Linked DNA regions of Homo sapiens: region 2 is linked to region 1. A link is a loop called in an ENCODE intact Hi-C map of the cell type or tissue named here. Cell type or tissue: IMR-90. All regions are shown on one strand. Each heading gives the region's core, and the rest is flanking DNA. Links, peaks and the distances in the headings are about the cores only. Region 1 overlaps FAM163A (family with sequence similarity 163 member A). Region 2 overlaps FAM163A (family with sequence similarity 163 member A).

Region 1 (5,374 bases), core at 170-5,169:
CTCACGATCTTTCCCCTTTGGTGCTCTTCTCGCCTTTCCTCTCCCGTCACACCCTTCTTAGCTCCCGCTTCTGCGTGGCTGCAGACACAGAGGAACAGCTGCCGCTGATTGCGGGGCTCCTCCCTGTGTGGCATCATGCTAAGCACCCCCACGCATCTTACTACATCCTCGCGATAACCCTTCGGGGCAGTTATTAGCTATCCCTACCGCACGCATGCTGAACGGGGCTGCGAATAATTTGGCTGCGATTCCACCCAGCCCGTTCATCCCAAAGGCTGTGCTCTTGATCCCCGCCCTCTTGGCACACACCCCAGTGGTCCCTGAGCCTTTGGCCCGGGCTGGCGGGGAAAGGGCCACATCTCGAAAACACCAGGTGGCTCTTCTCTGGCTCAAACCAGCACTTCTTTTGGGGGTATCTCTCTTCTCCTTCAAACCCTCCTGGAAAACAAAGGCAAGGCGAGCCCAGAGGGAGTGGTGTGTGGCATTCTGGGCCCTGGAAGGCTGTGGCCAAGCTGGGGAGACTGGTCCTGGCTTCTGAGGCTGAATGAACAGGACAGAGGCAAGCTCTGGGCATGAGGCTGTCATGGCTTCAGACAGATTCTCCTTTTAGGTCAGTGAATGGGGATTTCTGAGCCTCCCAGGTGCATTGGGACCAAGGGGCAGGAGGGTGGGGAATGGGAAGTTGGCATCTTGGAGATGGAAAAATGACTACGATCACTTACATTCAGTAAAGGGAACGGCGACCTGCAAGACAACAGAAAGGACAGAGATGTTGGAAGAAGAGAGTTACTCACTGAAAAAGGCCAGAAGGGTTAGATGATTCCCAGACAACCCTCATTTTGCTTTCTTCGCTGTGTGGCATATCATCAGTGAGCCCACAGACCCCAAGTCCAGGTCTCCAGCTGGGTCTCCAGCTGCTAGTAGATAGACATTTCAGTGGATGTCCCAGTGGTCATCTCAAACTCAGTTATGACAGGTTAAAGTCACCACCCTGCTCTCCAAATGGACTCCTCTCCTCCGACCTGTCTGGAGGCTCTGTTGGTGGCTCCACCAGAGCTGTCCCGAAGGGCTTTGCAAATTGTTTATTACTCAAAGGGCAAGTGGGGGCTAGAACCCAACTGCACTGTGCTCACAAAGCTATGCACCCTGGTGTGTTCACCAGGTAAAAGGGGGTGCCTTTATCTCTTTACCCAAAGATATCACATGTCCACCACTGTCCTCTTAGAGGGCTGCACCTGCCCGGCAGTGTGGCTCCAAATCCACTCCCGCTCTGTGGACCAGCAGCGTGGGCATCACCTGGGAGCACCATTAGAAAGATAGCATCTCAGGCCCCCCACAGGCCTAATGAGTCAGAGTTTGCATTTTAACAAGGTCCCAATTGAGTAGGTTGCACATTAGAGTTTGACAAGCCCATGGGACGTTCCCCTAGCTGCCCAGAATTTAAACTCCTCAAATTCTTCTTTGGCTACCCCAGTCTTCTGTCCCCCACACCAGTGAAGACTCATCACCTCTCAAGCTGCACTGGCACAATGGTTTCCTAACAAACCTTCCCAGTTTTGTCTCTGAGTACCCTTCCTGCCACCAGCTGTTAAGCCTTCCTTCATACCCCTGGGCCTTTCTGTGACTCTCATGCACCACATTGCCTGCAGGATACATTTATCTGCCCATAAACTTTTAGAGACAGCTTCAAAGACATTGCCATCCCCCACGTTCCTGCACACTTACCCTATTTATCTTTCCCTCCTCACCTCCCTTTCTTCCGCTTACGTGATCCACTGCCCCATCATGCAGTCCCACTGTTCTTTTTTTTGGAGACAGAGTCTCACTCTGTCCCTCAGTCTGGAGTGCAGTGGCACAATCTTGGCTCACTGCAACCTCTGCCTGCTGGGTTCCAGTGATTCTCGTGCCTCAGCCTCCCGAGTAGCTGGGATTATAGACGTGCAACCCCACACCGGGCTAATTTTTGTATTTTCAGTAGAAACGGGGCTTCACCATGTTGGCCAGGCTGGTCTCAAACTCCTGACCACCCACCAAGGTGGGTGATCCACCCGCCTTGGCCTCCCAAAGTGCTGGGATTACAAGTGTGAGCCATAGTCCTACAGTTCTTAAGCAGCTTATTGCCTAGTGATGAAAAGATACGGGGCAAACCTTAGGATACAGTGTGAGACTCGCAGCCACAGAATTGCAGACTAGAGTTGCGGAACCTAGAGTGGGGCAGCTACTGACTGAGGGGAGATGCTCCACTGCAGGTGTTGTATTGAGCTGAATCCTAAAAGCTGAGTGAAAGCTTATCCAGTAGACAAGGTGGGGAGGGCAGAATGAACAGTCCAGGGGTGTGAGAAAACAGTTCCAGGAACTGCGAGGGATCTGGCGAGGCTGGGACAGGCCAGGGCAGGCATGCAGCTGCAGAGGCTGCAACCCGGTCAAGGAATCCAGATGAACTCTCTTGGAGACCCTGGGGGTTTCCTGACGGGGCTTTTGACAGGGGAGCGTGTGGCCTTTCTTTTTCCATCTGTTTAAATCCTGCCCATCCTTCAAGGTTCTGAGAAGCCTCCCCTGACTGCCCCAGCCCTGAAGCTCTCTCACTTCTGGGCTCCTATTGCAATGCCCTTCATGGTTTGCTCTTCAAATCCCGCTTGGTGGGATGAGAGTCAACTTTTCATGTGGGAACATCTTGACTCCTCCACTATATTATAAGTCCTCTGGGATCAAGGGTTGTGTCTTACACGGTCTCCTATCCCCTGCAGCCTTATACACCATGCCTGACACATACCGGGTACTTAATAAAAGCTCACTGTTTAGCTTGTCACAGCCCTGGCAGTTATGACTCTGACAGACCACCAGGGGGCAGCAAGCTGTACCTCTCAGCTCAATCCCATCTGCAGACTTGAGCGTCACTGTTCGAGACCACTTTGATTTTGCCCAGGTGCATGGCGGGCCATGCTTCAGGGGTTTCTTGGGGCATCTGGAGGCGGGGTCAGATGAATCTCAGCGTGGGGAAGGCTTAGGCACTTTCACTACAGCACCACTTCATCCCCTCACCACTTCCCTGCATATTCGTCGCTGAGGGCTGCTTATGGACAGAGAGGTCTAGGAGTGACCTGAAGCTGGGGAGGCAGCAGTGATCCACCCCACAGACAGGCTTGGACTAGTGTTCCAGGATGTGCCAAGCCTATTTTAGGAGACAGGGAATTATGGAGAAGCTGTATAAGAACAGTGCCCTCCCTCCTCCCTGCCCCTGTGCTGGACCACCCCTCTTTCAGGACCACGCAGGCTGTGCACGGCAATGGCCTGGACATCGGGGGCATGGCAGTGTGGGCAGAGCTGGGGTTCTCAAGGCCCAGGTTCGAGGATCACCTGTGCCACTGAGCAGCTACCCCATATTGGAAAATGACCTTCTTTCTCACTTGTAAAGCAAAGATGAACAAAACGCTCAGCTCTCACATTCCTCTCACGTCTCCCTTGCCAGTAGGATTGCGAGGAATCGTAACCAAGGCTTGCCTCTCTTCCTCTGAATTCTCAAGTGTGACTGTGAGGAAAGAGGGGGATGGGTGTGAGAGCTCTTTGTGAACTAGAAAAGACCCCACAAACATGGTTTTGGGGGGCCTCGACATGTTGTGGCTGTTTAGGTCTGGCCTTAAAATCATAAGCCAGGAAGGGACATGTACAGGGTATGAGATGAACTAATCAGCTCTCAACCAGTTTCCCTGAAGCCCCAGTACTAATGGAAAAAAAAAATTTTTTTTTGAGACAGGGTCTTGCTCTGTCACCCAGGATGGAGTGTAGTGCTGCAATCTCGGCTCACTGCAGCCTCAACTTCCAGGGCCCAAGCGATCCTCCCACCTCAGCCTCCCAAGTAGCTGGGACCAAAGGCATGTGCTACCACGGCTGGCTAATTTCTGTACTAATGGTACAGTTTAGCATTTAAATTCCCACATTCAGTGGCTCTCTATGATTTCAGGAGGGCTCATTGTCTCTTTGCAACTAGATGCAAATGCTGGCAATATCTCCTTACACCCAAACAGCAGCCTACAGTTTACAAAGTGCTCCATTTATGCTCTCTTATGGCAGGCAGGCTCTGAGATGGCCCAAGTGGTCACTGCCTCCTGGCAGTCATGCCCTTGTGTACTCCCCTCCCCTGAGTATGGGTGTGGCCTGTAACTTGCTTTAACCAATCGAAAACAGCATGGGTAATGGGATGTCACTTCTGTGAATAGATTATATAAGATTCAGACTATTCTCTTGCTAGCCATTCTCTCTGATAGTTTTGATACTGAAAGTTGCCATGTTGGGGAAGAAACCTAGGGTGGCCTCTGGCCAATTCCTGGCTGGGGACTGAGGCCCTCAATCCAGCCTCCCAAAAGGAACTGAACAGCCACATACATGAGAGATGAAGTGGATCCTTCTCCAGTTGACCTTTGGGATGAATTGACAACCCCAGCTGAGACCTTGAGGCAGCGGGTCAACCAGCCATGTCTGGACTCCTGACCCACAGAAACTGATAATCACTGTGTGTTGTTTTAAGCTGCTGAGTTTGTGGTAGTTTGTGACGCAGCAAAAGATAACGAATACATTCTTGAATCTTACAAAAGCCCCAGCAATGCTGGAGGAGAAGCGAGACCATTAAGTCATTTGCCTAAAGTCATAGGATAACAAGTGCCTGAGTCAGGGCCCACGGGCCAGTGCTGTGGAGTTTCTAACACACCAGCTGCCTCCTGAGGTGTCCTGAGGACAGGAGAAAGAGGTCCCTATGTTCCCACCCAGGTCTCAGCAGGTCTAGGGCAGAATGACTCAGTGGTGGCCAAGTCAGGGAATGGGGGTAGCCAAAGAGGACAAACCTGCTGTCCACTAAAGAATCCTAAGGGCCTTCCCTCTGTGACCAGGACTTGCTGAAGCTCCTTCCCCACTGGTGGCCCAGACACCCTCTCCCAGAGGAAAAGGGAGTGGCCCGTGCCTTACACTTACGTGAAACAGCTGGAGCAGCGGTGACTCAGTCACGCGGGCTACACCTGAGCAGACAGCAGTTGGGGGTGCGTCTGGCCAAGGGCATCAGTCCCTGCCAGAGAAGAGAAGGAAAGGCTCATGAGAGCTGGACAGGGAGGCTGAGGACAGACAGGCTCCTGCTGGCCCCCAGTTGTGACCCCAGCTTCTAGAGTGGAAGTCTCTCCAGGGGTTTGCTTCTTGAGGTAAACCTCCACAGCTGCCTTGGTTTCCGAGGCCCCAGCCTAAGAACCTGAGGACAGACCTGTAAGGTTACACCTATCCCAGCTTTGTCTCCTTCCCTCTGTGCTGCTGCTGGAAGCCTGTGCCCAGGGCAGCGGCAGGATGCTGGGCACATGTCTGGGAGGTGACGGCGAGTGGGGCAGGGCGCTCG
Region 2 (5,374 bases), core at 143-5,142, 55 kb after region 1:
CCCCATCTCCAGCCTAATATGAAATATCCAGGATTACCCCAACTCATTCTCTCCACTCCATGTCTAAAGGCCAAAAGATTCCTCCTGCTGCTCAATCCAGCCTCCCATTTGTAATCTAATCCTGCTTTCTTCTCCTTTCAGACCACGTTCCACTTAGTACTCCCTCTGCCTGTGCTTTCCCCTCTCCCCATCTCCACTCTACCTTTCGGTCCAAGGACATGGTCAAGCTTCTTCTACTCTTAAAAAACAACCCATTGCTTCTCCTCACATCCCACTCATAGCTACTATCCCAACTATCTCTCTTTTCCTTCCCAACAAAGCTACTAGGAATAAAAGTCTATACTTGCTGTGTCCACACCTTCACAGCAATTATCCAGCTTTTGCTGCAGTTCTCTGTACCAATCACAGCAACATTTCTCTAATGTTTGCGTAAACTTGCTGTCTCTACTTCCTTGCAATTTGTTTATTCTGAATTCACAGAAATCTGGCCTCCAACTCCTACTCGCTATTCTGAAACTGCTTCTGAAAAAGGTCTTCAGTGACCCCCGTACTGCCCCTCCCAAACACTCTTCTGCTGACTAGACACTCCTACTGGAAACTTGTTATCCCTAACTTTTCTCCTCTTCAACCATTCATGACACTACTTCTCCTGGTTCAGGCCTTACTTCCTGTTCCCTCCCTGACTCCTGACTCCACACTTCCCCCACCATGAGCTTCCACACATTTCTGTCCCTGCCTCACCATGCCTGCCTTAGGCACTCACCTGCTTATGGATGATTCCCAAAGCTAGATCTCTGGATTCAACCTTCCTTGAATTTCAGACCTGCACTGCCAGTTGACTCCTAGACGTTGTATTCTTAGATATCCCAAAGGAACCTCCAAATCAAATGGTCTAAAACAGATCTTTGCATTTACCTGCTCTTTCCCCCAGAGTACTTTTCCTCCTGTATTTCTACTGTTTAATTAATGGCACCACCATCCATCCTGTCCTCAAGCCCCGTAACTTGTGAGTTACAAGTCCTAGACATGTCCTCTTTCTCTCCCCTCACATCCAATCAATCTCCAGGTCCTGCACATTTTCTCTCTTAAGTGTTTCTAGAACTTGTCTCTTCCTCTATAGACATTGTCTATATTTAGACAAAAATACCATTGTCTCCATTTGGCTCCTCATTACCTCTTGACTAGATAGTTACGATACATTTACCTTCTTTCCTGACTGTCTGTACTCAACCCTAACCCTTAAACTACACAAGGCATTACTGCCTTCTGCTGTTCCAGATGGACCAGTCTGGCTTTTCTGGTAAGACTTTGAGATCTTTGATGGCATGGATCACATCTAGTATTTTGCTGAATCCTCCAATGTGCTCAGCACAGTACTGGGCCTAGAGTAGATGCCCAAAAGGAAAATGAGGCAGCAATGAGACACATCTGCTAAGAGAAGGTTGGTGTTGAACTATCAGCACCTGGGGTAAAGGGTGCTGCTCACCTAATTCCTTTGCCACAGTGAGAGCCTATCCTCAGTGTCAGCAAGACTTCAGCAGAGAGGTGGGGAATGGTCCTCTGAGGGGCCTGGGAAAGGGACCCCACCAAAGACATTATCATGGATTGCGGGGTCACCATGAGGACTCAGCTAAGTTCGGAGACCTTGAATCCATGGGCACTCATCTGTAAGGTTGTATGTGGTCCTCAAGCAGTTCTCAGTGGCCTGGCATCTTGGAAATAGGCCCTACCTGTTTTGTGGTGGTTGCTTCCCCTGGGAAATAAGAAGAAACAGTTCAAATCTTTCATGAATCAATTCTGTTTTCCTGAATTAGAGTGTTCTATTTCCATTATCTTGCAAAAATCCTCATTCCTTTGAGGCCTGTGCCATGTGATTATTCTTCACTCTAACCCCGATCCCACTGCCAACTCTTCTCCACTCACTGAGAACTTTAGCATTTGTTTCCCCTTCATCAAAAATTCTGCCATCATCCTGGAAAGTTTCAACATGCACAAAGATGGCCTCTGTGACATCCTAGCCACAACATTTAAAAATCTCCGTAATGCCAGTGGCTTTTCCTTTCATTTCACTCACCCACTACCATGGCCCCACCTTGGACCCTTATCACTGAAACTGTTTCTGGTCAACCCTCACCTGGACCACCCTCACAGTCTCCTGACCAATCATTCTGCCCCCAATCACAGTGAATCTTGGTTATAACCCCATCCTCCATCCCCATTCTACCCCACTTCTACACTCAAACTATTCTTCACTGACCACTAGAGTGGGAGAATTCTTTAGAGTGACCTTTCTTTTTTTTTTTTTTTTGAGGCAGAGTCTTGCTCTGTAGTCCAGGCTAGAGTGCGGTGGCACGATCTCCACTCACTGCAACCTCCGCCTCCTGGGTTCAAGCAATTCTCGTGCCTCAGCCTCCCAAGCAGCTGGGATTACAGGTGTCTGCCACCACACCCAGCTAATTTTTGTATTTTTAGTAGAGATGGGGTTTCACCATGTTGGCCAGGCTGGTCTCAAACTCCTGGGCTCAAGTGATCTGCCCGCCTTGGCCTTCCAAAGAACTGGGATTACAGGCATGAGCCACGGCGCCCAGCCTAGAGTGATCTTTCTAACATGTAAACCAGAAGGTGTTATGCCTCTGTTAAAAAGTCTACAGTGGTTCCACATCTACAAGGTCAAGTCAGGGTCCTTAGCCCAGCAGGCAGTACACCAGGCTACTGTTTAGCCTCTCATCGCCATAACCTGCCATTTTATGTTCTGACATCACTGAATACAGACAGCTCCCAGTTCCCCTTGCCATCTCTTGAAGCCTCTTGGCCCTCCCTCTGCCTGGAAAGGTCATTTTCCTGCTTCTCTGTAAAGATGTTCATTTCATCTTTACGTCTTTCATCCAGCTCAAATACTAGCTTCTCTGAGGAGCCTTCCCTGCTTGGTCTGGGCAGTTATGCACTTTCTCCTGCACTTCCAGCACTTTCTGATACAGCCATTGCAACATTTATCTTATCAGATTAATATCATGAGGGCTGGAACCATTCCTCTTCATCTGTGTGTCTCAGTCCCGGGTGCAGGCCTGGTGCAAAGCTGGCTTCTGTAGACATTATGAAAGGATTGGAGGAATGAGTTCCAAAGTCTTCTGTATATAAGCAAGGTCAGAAGAGATTGAGCTCTTAAATTACTTAAACCTCTTCTCCCTTTTCCCTGGCTTAGTGCCCTGCCTGTATGATTAAATCCCCTAACAGAATCTACCCTGGCTTAGCACCACATACAAATCCTTCAGCACTGAGTCATGGAAAGGCTTCCAAGTGCTTAGAAAAAAAAAGAGACTGGTGCTTCAGAGATGGGAAGTAAGACAAGTGATAGATACAGAGATGTCCTTCCGCTTCTGAGGTATCACCCGCCTGGGAGAATTGGTGAATATTTTATATTAACATCAATCATGTGGTCAGCACTCTGCTAGCCACCGACAGTGAAGATAAAAGTTAAAACAACAGCATACCTTTGTTAATCACTTTCTATGTACCATCTACAACTTTGTGGGGTAGGTATCATGGTTATTCCTATTTTTTAGGTAAGAAAATGGGCTCAATATCACACAGTTAATAAGTGCTCCAATATTATCATCTTTCTCTACTGTCCTCACCCTTTCTCTCTTCACCGAGTCTTTCTCCTAGTGCTCATCACACGCACTCTAAAATAAACTTCTTCCTCCATCCTGCCTCGCCTTCTATTTACATTTCAACTTCCTTCTTTTCATCAGATGGTAACATTCTTGCCTTCCCACCACCATATACACACCTATTGACATCTGCCCTTATCCTATCCTTCTCTCCAGTTACCCCAGGAGAGTGGTCCCTCTTTCTCCTAAGACCAGTCCCTCCACTGCAGTTTGATGCTGTCCACCCATTTTCTCAGGAAACTACACTATGAATTAACCTTCCTTTCATCTATAATAACATTTCCATTAAACTGTGCCCTTTCCATTGGCTTTTCAAAAAATTATGGTAAGAATACTTAACATGAGACCTACCCTCTTAACAGATTTTGAAGTGCACAATACAGTATTATCCATAAACACAATGTTGTACAGCAGATCCCTCACATAACTGAAATTTTATACCCATTGATTACCAACTCCCCCTTCTCCCTAGCCCTGGGCAATCACCAGTCTACTCTCTGTTTCTGTGGTGACTATTTTAGATGCCTCATGTAAGTGGAATGATACAGTATTTGTCTTTCTGTGGCTGGCTTATTTTACTTAGTATAATGTCTTCAAGGTTCATCTGTGTTGCAAATAGCAGGAATTCCTTCTTTTTAAAGGCTGAATAATGTTCCTCTTTATGTATACACCACATTAAATCCACTATGCATGGATTTTTTAAAAATGTGGTGTATACATAGAGTGGATATGGTTGTTTCCATCTTGGCTATTGTGGATAATGCTGCAAGAAATATGGGAGTACTAATATATTTTCAAGATTCTTATTTTAATTCTTTTGGATAAATACCCAGTAGTGAGATTGATGGATCATATGGTAGTTTTATTTTTAATTTTTTGAGAAACCTCCATATTGCTCTCCACAGTGACTGCACCATTTTACATCCCCCCCACAAACAGTGCACAAGAGTTTCAGTTTCTCCACATCTTCACCAACTCTTATTGCTTTATACTTTGATAACTGCCATCCCAACAGGTGTAAGATAATATCTCATTGTGGTTTTGATTTACATTTCTCTGAAAATTAGTGATTTGGGGCATCTTTTCCTATGCTGTTGTCCATTTGTATATCTTCTTTGAAGAAATATCTATCAAAGTCTTTAGCCCATTTTAAAAATGGCTTGTGTTTTGCTATTGAATTTTATGACTTCCTTATATATTTTGGAAATTAACCCCTGATCAGATGTACAGTTTGCAAATATTTCCTCCCATCCCATAGGCTGCCTTTTCACTCTATTGATTTTTTTTTTTTTTTTTTGGCTGTACAAAAGCTTTTATGGTTTTGTAATCCCACATGTCCATTTTTGCTTTTGTGGCCTGTGATTTTCATATCCATGAAATCATTACCAAGACTAATGTGATGAAGCTTTCCCCTATGTTTTCTTCTGAAAGTTTTACAGTTTCAGTTCTTATGTTCAAGTTTTTAATCCATTTTGAATTGATTTTTTGTGTATGATGTAAGATTGGGGCCCAATTTTATTCTTTTGTATGGGGATATCCAGTTTTGCTAACACTATTTGTTGAAGAGACTATCCTTTCCACTTTGCGTATTCTTGGCACTCTTGTCAAACATCAGTTGACCGTATCATGTGTGGATTTATTTGTGAACTCTCTATTCTGTTCCATTAATCTATGTGTCTTTATACCAGTACCATACTGTTTTA

What was found. A loop is a pair of places that touch in the nucleus more often than their neighbours do. Peaks named below come from ENCODE experiments on the same cell type or tissue, not always from the same donor. Only the 100,000 strongest peaks of a DNase experiment are listed, where the experiment ranks them.
Region 2: it touches region 1 in a loop (2.5-fold over the local background); 2 of 110 quality-filtered maps call a loop at or near these places.

What each region holds. Positions count from the first base shown.
Region 1 is chr1:179,807,480-179,812,853 of GRCh38, reverse strand. It overlaps FAM163A (family with sequence similarity 163 member A), which reads right to left. Exons shown (of 5, transcript NM_173509.3): 2 at 4,966-5,056; 3 at 723-744. Among named protein-coding and RNA genes, the nearest start is that of MIR12116, 6.2 kb to the right of the region's middle. In IMR-90, for the core only: a CTCF peak has its summit at 2,840 (motif pointing right); DNase peaks (open chromatin) are centred at 2,853 and 4,603; H3K27me3 peaks cover 2,431 bases.
Region 2 is chr1:179,752,071-179,757,444 of GRCh38, reverse strand. All of the region lies in intron 1 of FAM163A (family with sequence similarity 163 member A), which reads right to left. Among named protein-coding and RNA genes, the nearest start is that of FAM163A, 11 kb to the right of the region's middle. In IMR-90, for the core only: no CTCF peak of the experiment used is centred there; a DNase peak (open chromatin) is centred at 3,234; H3K27me3 peaks cover 760 bases.